Regions from separate parts of the Homo sapiens genome. Here region 2 is linked to region 1. A link is a loop called in an ENCODE intact Hi-C map of the cell type or tissue named here. Cell type or tissue: heart right ventricle. All regions are shown on one strand. Each heading gives the region's core, and the rest is flanking DNA. Links, peaks and the distances in the headings are about the cores only.

The links. A loop is a pair of places that touch in the nucleus more often than their neighbours do. Peaks named below come from ENCODE experiments on the same cell type or tissue, not always from the same donor. Only the 100,000 strongest peaks of a DNase experiment are listed, where the experiment ranks them.
Region 2: it touches region 1 in a loop (6-fold over the local background); 7 of 110 quality-filtered maps call a loop at or near these places.

The regions. Positions count from the first base shown.
Region 1 is chr1:99,177,003-99,185,112 of GRCh38, reverse strand. No RefSeq gene overlaps it. Among named protein-coding and RNA genes, the nearest start is that of PLPPR4, 83 kb to the left of the region's middle. RefSeq lists a silencer at 1,063-1,230. In heart right ventricle, for the core only: a CTCF peak has its summit at 4,662 (motif pointing left); a DNase peak (open chromatin) is centred at 4,642; H3K27ac peaks cover 1,430 bases.
Region 2 is chr1:100,871,848-100,876,023 of GRCh38, reverse strand. EXTL2 (exostosin like glycosyltransferase 2) reads left to right here. Exons shown (of 5, transcript NM_001033025.3): 5 at 1,594-3,633. The coding sequence ends at 2,082. Among named protein-coding and RNA genes, the nearest start is that of EXTL2, 21 kb to the left of the region's middle. In heart right ventricle, for the core only: no CTCF peak of the experiment used is centred there; no DNase peak of the experiment used is centred there.

The DNA.
Region 1 (8,110 bases), core at 3,243-5,742:
AAACTAGGACCCTGTGTCTCCCAAGCTCTCAGAATAATCCTAGGAGCAATTGTGCTTTTGGCCATGTTTTTCTCCTTCCTGCCTTCTGTTTTCTTGGCCTTTCCACTGGGCAGTTGCTTTAGTTGGCAGCTGTCACATATTGCTTTCACTTCCATGAGATGTCATTTACAATAGGCATGATAACCATTTCTACTCTTGAGGACAACAGTCTTCTCCAAACTTTGCCACCGCAAAGGGGCACCACTACTGCTTGCTTTCCTGGGAATCAGCAGGGCCATCTCAGCTAAATACTATTGCCTATTCCACTGGGTGCTGCTGGTGATGCACTGGGCAAATGCAGGGCAAATAGATTCTGGCACTCTACAATAAATTGGGGGGAAAAGGTACTCTCATTTTTTTTTCCATTAAAGATAAAATCAGGTATATTTGAGTGAAATATATCTTTTACTTTTGACTTTCTGCCTTCTCCAGAATTCAAACAAGGACAGTATCAGAAACAATTCTGAGTGACAGTATGTTGTACTCAAAAATCTTCCCCTACTCAAATTCAGAAATCTGTTACTAGATGTGTGTGTCTACCTGTCCTGTGTTTTAGAATTAGCTTCTCTTGGAAGTTCCTTAGTCCTTTAAATAGTTAGGTTTCCAAAGGTCTGTTTGATAAGTTGACCAAATATACATGTTGATATGGTTTGGCTGTGTCCCCACCCAAATCTCATCTTAAATTGTAGCTCCCATAATTTCCATGTGCCATGGGAGGGACCCAGTGGGAGATAATGGAATCATGGGGACAGGTTTTTCCCATGCTGTTCTCATGATAGTGAATAAATCTCATGAGATCTGATAGTTTTATAAAGGGGAGTTCCCCTGCACATGCTCTCTTGCTTATCACCATGTAAGATGTGACTTTGCTCATTCTCCTTTGCCATAATTGTGAGGCCTCCCCAACCATGTGGAACTGTGAATCAATTAAACCTCTTTCCTTTATAAATTTCTCATCCAAAATATATATAAAACTCAGGCCAGATGCAGTGGCTCATGCCTGTAATCCTAGCCCTTTGGGAGGTTGAGGTGGGCAGATCACTTGAGGTCAGGAGTTCAAAACCAGCCGGGCCAACATGGAGAAACCCCATGTCTACTAAAAATATAAAACAATTAGCCAGGTATGGTGGTGGGCATCTGTAATCTCAGCTACTTGGGAGATGAGGCAGGAGAATCGCTTGAACCTGGGCGGCGGAGGTTGCAGTGAGCTGAGATTGTGCCGCTGCACTCCAGCCTGGGCAACAGAGTGAAACTCCATCAAAAACAAAACAAAACAAAACCAAAAAACCCAAAAAACTCAATATGCAACAGTAAGGAAACATAGAAATCAATTTTTAAAATGGGCAAAAGCTTGGACACTTACCAAGAAGGTTATAAGGATGGCAAAGCAGCATATTAAAAATGTTCAACATCATTAGCCATAAGTGAAATGCAAAGTTAAGCATTAATGAAATACCACTGCACACTTATTAGAATGCAGAAAATAAAAAATACTGACAACACCAAGTGCTGACGAGGATGTAGAGCAACTAAAACTCTCATACATTGCTGGTGGTAGTGAAAAATGGTACAGCTATTACATAAAATGGTTTGACAGTTTCTCATCAAGTTAAACATGTAGTTATGACTCAGCAACTCTGATTTTTTGGGAAAAGAAAGCTTTCGTTCAAACAAAAACCTCCACGCAGATGTTAATATAGTAGCTCTCTTCATAATATATTCCCAAAACTGGAGACAGTGCAAAAGTCCTTCAGTGAGTAATGGAGGAAGAAACTATGATACCTCAGTACAATGAAACACTACTCAGCAATAAAAAAGAACAAACTATTGATTCAGATCAGAATTTGAATTAATTTCAAGTGCATTATAATGGGAAAAAGAAGTTAGTCTCAAAAGGTTGCATATCACATGATTCCATTTATATGAAATTCCCAGAAAGATAAAAGAAATGGACAGGAGATCAGTGGTTGCCAAAGATTAGGGGAATGGAGTGCTGTGATTATAAAGAAATGACACCAGGGAGTCTGAGGTGATAGAAGGAACTCTTTTCATATCCTGATAATGGTGGTAGTTATTTGAATCTATAAAAGTATCAAAATTCAAAGACCTGTACAAGAAAGTCTGTGACTATATGATAATTTAAAAAGCAAAATTAACATTTTTTAAATCCCATGCTTACAACTTACAAAGATCTGGATGAGTTTGTCAGGTTCTAGCTATAAGGAGCTTATACAATAACATTAGAGGTATTTTCTCTTGCTCGACCTTACAGTTAAAAATCTAACCAGGCCTCTATGTCTCCATGTGTTAAATCTATATGTTAAACATTGTTTGTGTAAGCTATATTTTCTTCCCTTTACCTGTGTTGGCTTCATTTTGAAAAGCTCTCCCTATAAGATGACAATAACTTCAGGTTTATGTTTGCCCTACAAGCAAAAAGAAATTATCTCTGGCCAGGTGTGGTGGCTCATGCCTGTAATCCCAGCACTTTGGGAGGCTGAGGCGGGTGGATCACCTGAGGTCAGGTGTTTGAGACCAACCTGGCCAACATGGTGAAACCTCGTCTCTCCTAAAAATAAAAAATAAAAAATAAATAAAAAATCAGCCGGGCGTGGTGGCACGCTTCTGTAGTCCCAGCTACTCGGGAGGCTGGGCTGAGGCAGGAGAATCACTTGAACCCGGGAGGCAGAGGTTGCAGTGAGCCGAGATTGCACCATTGCACTCCAGGCCAGGCAATAGAGCAAGATTCAGTAAAAAAAAAAAAAAAAAAAAAAAAAAAAAAAAAGAAAGAAAGAAAGAAAAGAAAAGAAAAAGAAAAAAAGAAATTATGTCTTTCTCAATAGCTTCAGAGTTCTCTGGGAGGAAACAATTTTCTTTGGCAAAGCTATGACCCATGCCCATTCCTCAATGTAACATTTGGCAAGGAGATAGAGCTTTCTCTTTGTCTAGGCATCCGTTTTATGTCCACTGTTGAGCCAGCCCCATTCATTTCCAGGCAAGAATGAAGTAAATGAGGTTGACCAAAGGCATGCTGGACAGACATAAAACATATGTCATCTCTCTTGGACTTAGTGCTGGGGAAGACACTTAACTTTTCTTTGTCTCAATTTGACCACGCAAAAAGGTAGTAGTAATCATACTTTCTTCAAGCAATGACAACATCTATCCACAAGTAAGCTGGATTGCAAACTGGCTGCTTTATTTCTCCCGGTCATCATCATAGGGTGTTAGAGATGGTTAAAATGAATGAAGCAACAGTGCCATAGTATCTACATTTCATGCCTATAAAAATCACAAGATGCTAGTAATGAAAGGGTTCATGAAGAGTCACCTGCCTCAGTCGTCTGATTTCAGGAAAAGTTATACTTGCACATTTCTAGGAAGAAGAAAAAAAATACATGTTTATGATTTTCATGGCATAGTATTCTATGATAACTCTTGGTAATGTTTTACCACCTTGATTCCATTCTTAGGAATCTCAGAAATGTCTTAAACTCAACTAGTCTTTCATGTTATTGCTTATATGAAATAACATGAAAACTCACATCCCATTTTTATATCTTTATTAATTTTTTAAAAAGGAAAAATATAGCTGGTCACTCTATTTTTAAATATCTTCATATATGGTACTTGAAAATGTTATTGTCATAAATTCCTCCACCAATCATTTGTTCTCCATACGCTAAACTCTTGATCCACTAAATTTTCTTTACAAGTTGCATTTTTTTAACACTTTGAATATATATATTTTAACTCTTCAAAATTTCTGAACAATCTCTTTCAGGGCAGCAGAAATCTGAGCTCTACCCATTTTTTCAGTAACAACTAAAAACTCCAGAAATGTCTTCAGAAGACGAAAGGAAGCATGTATCTGGAGAAAAGGTTATTCCAGGATTCTGAGGGAGTCCCAACACTTTCCAGACCATCTGGCTGAAATCTAATTGCTAATGAAATGAACAGATTTTTTTTTTATCCACAAGTATAGCCTGAAGGGGAATTAAGCCAGGATTTTCGAGAATGCCTGGCACAAAAGAGCTGTTGTCAAAGAAAGCTAAAAAGGATAGTGATAATGATAGTACATTAAACCATACAAAATATATATTTTCATTTGCTTTTGGAGAAGAGAGTTAGGGCTGCTTGTATAATGAATTATTATTACCCACTAAGTCAGCTGCACTAATTAGAATCAATTTAATTTCTCAAATCTATTATAAAAAATGAATACTAGCCAGGACTCAGATTTTTTTTTTCCTGAAAAAAACTGATACTGTAGCTTTAATTGTGCATGGAACTGAAAAGGTTGTCATGGAGATGGGAATCTGTGATAGGCCTGCTCCACTTCGCTGGCCTTGTTCTGAGCCTGAAGTGGAAGGTTCTATTGTTAGAGTAGGTTTTCAATTTCTTGCAATAAAACCTGTGTTTAGATTTTTTTCAGTGCAGTTTTGTTCCTGCTGCTATCTTTTGTTTCATGAAAACAGTGAGAGTGCTTATAATGACAATAATGAGACCATTTTAGAATATTCTATTTGTGATTGTTGGGGAGCACACAAAATGGTGTCCAACAAACTCTGATAGTCACTGCAGGCTCCTGCAATAGTTTGGAAACGTTTGCCACCTAGTGGCGGCAATTGAGAAATGCTGAGAGATAGTAAACATTGTTACCTTTTGGCTAGTAGGAAGCAGAAAGAAGAGTATAACTACCTCTATAAAGAGATTCTTCATTTCTTTTTTTCCTTAAGATATAGAACAATTCCGATTTCCCATCCTTATTTCGTTATTTAAAAAATAATATTTTAATGGTATTTGCTTATTTCATTTAAATATTGAAATTACGGACATAACATTGTTTATATCTTTCTATTATATTTTAACAATTATAAAATCTAAAGTAATATCCTGGCTTTTATTTCTGACTTTTTTGACTTCTCTTTTTTTCTTGACCTTGGGGTTTATAAATTGTGTTTTATTTTTGAAGGACCAACTTTTGGTCTTCTTTATTAATTTTATGTTTGTTTTCTCTTCATTGGGCTTCTGCCTGTGTCATCTTTTTCTTCAACTTTCGTTGGATTAATTTGCTTTTCTCATTGCTTCTTCAGATAGATATGTAGAGTGTTGATATTCAATATTCTTTTCTAACATATGCACATAAGCCTGCACATTTTACCTAAGCATAACTTTAGTTATGTATTTTGATATGTCAACCATGTTATCATTTATTTCCAAACATTTATTTCCAAACATTTTCTAATTTTCATTGTGATTACTTGTTTTCGCAACCGTGTTTTAACACCTATATACATGATAGCAATTATTAAGGTTTTTTTCTGTTTATCTTTTTGTTACTGCTTTCTAGTTTAATTCTACTTTCTGCAGAGAATAGAACCTCCTCTGAGATTTAAAATAAACAGATCCATCAAACAAATTATTATTTAATAGACTTCTGGCCACTATTTACACCTGGTGCTTCTCTTCATGCTGTTGCTTGGAATACCTTTAAGGATCAGCTAACATGTCAATTACCCAATAAAATATTGGCCAATTCCTTCTTTTGATATTTCCTTAATCACAATTAATTTCTCCTTCTATTGTGCTCCCACAGCCTTTTGTTCTTACTGCTATTACAATACCGCTTCCATTGCATTATATCTAGAGGTAAGCGTGTGTGTGCGTTTAGCCATCTTTTGCCAGATTAAGAATTTCCTTGAGAGAAAAATGCTTTATTACTTTTTTATTCCTCTGTACCTACATTACTAGCAGGGGTGTGGTAGGCTTCCCATAAATATTTACAAAATTAATGAATTGTCTGCCTTTTACTTTTCAGCCCCTCCTGAACCATTCTGCTTCCCGTTACCTTTATTCTTTTTATTCCTCCTCATTAGGATGGTGTCCCCTGCTACAGGGCCTTTGCAAATGGTTTCGTCTGCCTGGAATAACATTCTTTCCTTCCCTTTTTCACCTGGTTAACACGGACTCATCCTCTGGTTCTCAGTTCAGATATCTCCCTTTGAAGGAAGTTTTAACCCAGTCCCTGACCAGGAAATTCTCCTTATTATACACTTTCATTGTATAATATTGTTATTCTTAGTGTTCATAACATTTTTAAATTTTTCCACAAAAATAATTATAAAAGAGAAGTTATAAAATCAATCTGAAAAAAATTTAACCTTATTTAAAAAAAAACACAGACCAAAACTATTTGAAGGGAAAAATCCTCATTTGAATACTTGAGTTATTGCAAAAATAATCTCCCCTTAGCCTATATATACATTGAAAACACTCCGTTATGTCTCTTGGTGGAATTTTCACAGTCTGTCTTCAGTCAGTAAATGCACAAACAACCCTGAGCACATGTGTGGGTCATTATAGTGAAGAAAACACAGGCTTCAGATTCAGATCTGGTTTCCAATAGTATGGCTATTTCAAACCGTGAGATCTTGATCTTAGAATTTCGATTTCTTCATCTGTTAAATGGGTTTAACAAAAATCGTTTTATAGGACAGTTGGAAATATTAGCACACCCTTATTTTTTTTAAATCATCCTTGTTAATTCTTGCTAACCAAAATGTGCTAGGAAAGCAAAAATAAATAAGATATCGTCCTGGAACTCAAGTAGACTCGTGACGGAGTTCAATACATAAATCAATGATTATTACGATGAGAGATAACCCTGAGAGGTATGGATAATCCAGGACCGTGGACAGGTGGGCAGTGTGGTTAAGCAGGGATGGGTCCCCCAGTGCTGTCAGTGGGGGTAGGAATAAGCAGATGGTGTTGCCAATCTTCTCTTATATTAGAGGCATATTGGCTAATACATGTTCTAGCACACTGGTGGGGCAAAACCTTGTATCTTTCCAGACACTGGGCGCACGATTTAGGGCATATCTTTTAATCTCTATGTGCCTCAGTTTTGTCCTCTGTGATGATAGTAGTAGCTAAAACTTACAAAGCACTTACTAGGTGCCCGACACTCTTCTAATTGCTTTATGTATCTTAATTCCCTTAATCCTTACAACAACCGCATTTTACAGAAAAGGAACCAAGGACTGATAAAGTTAAATACCAAGTATCTTGCCCAAAGTCAAAGAAATAATTCAAATGGCAGAGCTGGGATTCAAACTCAGGCAATCTTATCTCCAAAGTTTCATGCTGAACCGTAACTGACTCTCTATAGTGCAATGAATAATAATAATGGCTACATATCCAGCACTAACCACATGGCCTGCACACAGGAAGCATTCCATCGATTTTGGCTTTGATTACTATTAGTTAACTCTTTAATTTAAAGTATTTTTTAAAAATTTAATTATCCAGGAAATATTTCAAAATCTTGTTTCTCTGGTTTTTACCAATAGATGTAAGCAGATTACTAATCATGGGCAATATTTTTGACTTTCAAGAGCCCTCTTGTGGAAAAGTATAATAATCCAGGACAGCATTTTTATTTATCTAAGGATTGTCATATATGTGAAAAGAAATCCTAAATGTAAAGAAAATTCATTATTTTTTCAATCTGGCATCACACTTGGTTTCACTGAATGTAGGAAATATATTATTGATGACTCACATTATGAAATTAAGTAGGTAAAACATTGCAGTGCTGTAAAAAATTAAAAAGCAATTCCACAGAAAAATTGAAATCCATTTTGTAAGTAACCGCAGAGCAAACTGCATGGCTTAACAAATAGTTCCTATTAACTTTTAAAATTGTCAGAAAAATTCTAAGTTAAAACATTACAGGTAAAAATCTACTTATCTAAAGAAAATAATTACAACATTAGCATTTAGTATGAAGCGATAGTATTCTTTTCTTTTGTGTCATTTATTCATTTTAAAACAAGTTTGACTAAGGAATTAAACTTGAATAAGTAATAACCCTGAATATGTTTAAATATGCTATAGTGTTTAAAAGGTTCTTAGAGCAATTGAAGATAAGAACTGATTAAATATTAGTGTCTAGATGAATCATTTATTAGATGACTCTATTGTGAGAATTAATGCATGCCTTTTACCCAGGAGAAAATATTCCCCTGGCAATGAGTATTTATTTGTCTCTAATGTTCCCTGGTTTGTT
Region 2 (4,176 bases), core at 1-2,500, 1.7 Mb before region 1:
CACAATACTCAGCAGATATCAGCATTTTTAAAACTTCAGTTTTTAATTTCATGCCTAGTGTGCTGACCAACGAAATTTTTCCATATCAACAATTTTTTTTTCCAGTCCTTGGAATGAAATGAAATACATGAAAGCTTCTTGGACAAAAAGTTCTAATGTGATAATTCAACTGTGAGATTTCTATTGATGCTTAAAAATCCATTTGCCCAAAATGTAAAAATGGAGGCAGAATATGGGGACTGTGGTTAATTGGAACCATCTGAGTAAACTATAAATTAAAGATATATAAATATGATTTCAGGTTTTATTTTTAAAAATATCAAAAACAATTTCAGTCCATTGACCAACTTAAATTCAGTCCAACCCAAACCCTGCATAGCATAATGATCTGAGGTTTGTGTATAAGCAAGCAAGATTCGAGTAGACATTCATCTGTGTCTTTGTATTTGCCCATTACCTCCACTTTTAGTGTTTTCCCTTTTCCCTCTCTAGCCAATTGTGAAATTTCTTTCATTCTCCTAGATTGTATAAATAGCGCATCTTCTCTGAAACCTCCCAGCCTTTATCCCCCATCCCCTGACCTTCCCCTTTGCCTCCCAGCAACACAGTTGTCATTCTACCCTCAATGTGCCCATTGAATTTACCCAGCTGCACTTAAAACAACTTTCTCACAGTATTGTATTTCCTTGTTTGCATATCCATATTATACCCCTCTACCCTCTCTAGACTATAAGTGCTTTGAAATAGCATTTAACTCAGCCTCGTGTGTGTGTGTGTGTGTGTGTGTGTGTGTCCCTAGTTCTGCATCTGTTCAATAAATGAATGAAACTCAAATTATTTATGAGTGAATGAAACTTTCAACCCTATAAATTCTTACCTCTTTCCCATGCTTCAGTGTTTTTCTTTTGTTTGCTGATTGTTGTTTTATTTTTAGTCATGCTCATCTACCATCTATCCTTTCATCAAAGATTCTGATGCATCTCTCTCACATATACATAATATAAACATTTATGTTATATAGATAAGTATAAACATTTATTTATATTATCTCATTTTTTAAAAAAAGAAACACCCAAGCTGAAATGGGATAAATATAACATTGTTTAAAATCAACAGTAATTTTTATGAACATCGAAATCAACATGAAAAAGAGACAATCACACATGTAGGTCCATAATTTTATATACTCCTAAGAGATTAGAACAAATTTTCAAAACGATCCCATTATCTCTTATTTCCTACAACAAATAGCATTCAGGCAGTCAACTTTTCTCGCAGCACATTTTGAAGGATTGGACTCTTTGGTGACTGGAATTTGTTAATGTCAGATAATGTTTGAATTAGGAGAACATTTGTAAGGGTAGAATATTTGTTTTCAGAGATGTTTGGGTTGTGATGCCATTTGACCTGTAAACATATCAGAACACAGATTTATGAAGTTACCTGGAGCTAGATAAAACTGAAATGTAGAAACCAGGAATAAGGAAGAGTTGACAAATCAGTTTCATTCTCTCTGTAATAAATCATTGCCTTTTTCACTATGTCTTCTCTAAAAATATGTGACATTTTATTGTTCTTTTTCCCTCTTTTCAGCAATTTCCTGATCAAATTGTAGGATTTGTTCCTAGAAAGCACGTCTCTACTTCATCAGGTATCTACAGTTATGGAAGTTTTGAAATGCAAGCACCAGGGTCTGGAAATGGTGACCAGTACTCTATGGTGCTGATTGGAGCCTCATTCTTCAATAGCAAATATCTTGAATTATTTCAGAGGCAACCTGCAGCTGTCCATGCTTTGATAGATGATACTCAAAACTGTGATGATATTGCCATGAATTTTATCATTGCCAAGCATATTGGCAAGACTTCAGGGATATTTGTGAAGCCTGTAAACATGGACAATTTGGAAAAAGAAACCAACAGTGGCTATTCTGGAATGTGGCATCGAGCTGAGCACGCTCTGCAGAGGTCTTATTGTATAAATAAGCTTGTTAATATCTATGATAGCATGCCCTTAAGATACTCCAACATTATGATTTCCCAGTTTGGTTTTCCATATGCCAACTACAAAAGAAAAATATAAAAGTAAAACAAACAAAAACAAACCTGAAAACTGCTTGGCATTTGAGTAGCTTCTCCATGCTATGTATTTTTTTAAGCAACATCATGAATTTTATCTACTCCAGAAGTCTCTACAATAGAAAAAAAAGTGCAGTGCTTCTAGGATATAAAATTCACATTACTTTTGAAAGCCAAGAAGTTGGTCTTATCCAGTTAGGTCTTCTTATGAAGAGTTTTCATCCAGGGATATAACTCCTTGGTCAGTGATTTTATTGTTTACATCCTGAGACTGTTCTACAGTTTCTTTGACTCCTGGCATTTGCCTTAAGGACCTATAGCAAGCTGTTTCTAGGATCAGAAACTCAAGAGAGGCATTTCTCTGCTTTTTCACTAAAGGTCAGTTGTTTTAATTTGAAACCTGAAATGCCTCTTTAGCAAAAGCCTGTGGTATGGGGTAAAGCCATGTAAGAAGAGAATAGTCTCAGTCACATATGAAGAGGAAAATTTGCAGCTGCCAGTGCTTTCCTTGTGGCCCTGCCAACCAGCTCTTCCAGGACGAACTCAGTCCAGCATGGTTTTGATGTAACCATCCATGCTTTTATTTTTGTTAAGTCTTTTGTGACTGGGACAGTTAATTTTAGTAGCTGAAGAACGTCTAGTTGTTTGCTTGATATTTGTGAACATTTACTGCATGGATCACAAAACAATATACCCTGTATTTCTTACACGCCACTTATATGCAGCAAGGAGTAAATGTGTTACTAGATTCGGGTAGTGCATTTTGTCACTGAATCTGACCTTGAGAATGTACATTAATTCTTATATTTTACATAATGTATGTGTTGTTTAAGAAATGTATAAAAAACCTGAAAAAAATGAGTAAGAACTGGCAGAAGTTAAAACCCTTTGTATCAAAAGATCTTTATTGGTAGAGCACTGGTTATCTTCTGGATACTAAAAAGTTGTATTACAAAGCCAAACACTTGCATTCACAACTTTAAAAAAAGATCCAAGGAACTATTCATAATGATGAAATTTCAACTACATACAAGGAGGAGAAAATAAGAACCCAGTCATAACAGAGGAATTCTATAGGAGTCTGCATCAATTCATTCTTAAGGTTGCCTACTCTCTGTTATGTGAATTAGCGTCTGTGTTTCACCCATTGTCTGTGTTTAGTCCTTGTTCACCACTAAGGCAAGGAATTCTTAACTAGGCCTCTGTTTACCAACTTCTCTTTCTCCTCCTTTCCCTCTTATTCCTCCTTCTCCTCTTCCTTCTTATATAATGCTAGTATATTCTCAAAATTGCAAAGCTGTGAGAATATTAAAATAATCATGGCTAATGTTCCAATAATGAGGTCTTTGTGCATTTAGTTCCGCATATGATGGTTTTTTTTTTACATTAAAGAGTATATGTGTCTTAATGCAGTCAGATTGTAAAAAACAAAAACAAAGAAACTAAGAATCTTACTAAAAATCGATAATGTCAGTTATCTGTTTTGTCCAATATTGGTAGTACTTTTTTGCCTCTTATGATTCCTCTAGCAGATAAATAAAAGAAACTTTTGCCATCCATGTGTTCTGTGTTAACTAAGCAGACTCATGTTTTTGTGATTGGTGTTCTTACACATTTCTAGATATGATACTCTAATATGTTGCTGAGAATAAGGTAGAGACATTAGCCACATTACCCATGAAAAAATATTCCCAAATTTTATTTCCCATCTTGTGTCTTTAAACTTGTCTTAAGCATCACATAAGTTAATCATATCATGGTTTCAGATATTATAGAGCAAATAATATGAAACCAAAGTGCAGTTCAGTCTACATTACAAAGACTCTTGCATTGTAGATAGACTCCTATTAAAGCTGTCTTTCCCTGAACGCCTCTTATTCTTGCCTCAAATGATCTGGAGAAGAGATGCTCAGGCTTAAAACTTTGTAAGAGAAGCAATGCAACGTAGCGGGTCAATTGTGCACACTTTGCCATTAGAATACTTGGGCTCAAATCCTTGCTAGACCTCATTTTCTCTTTACTCAGTTTCCTTATCTGCAAAATAAGGATAATATCTGCCTGGAGTTTGTTTTAAGGAATAAAAGAGATAACTTGCATA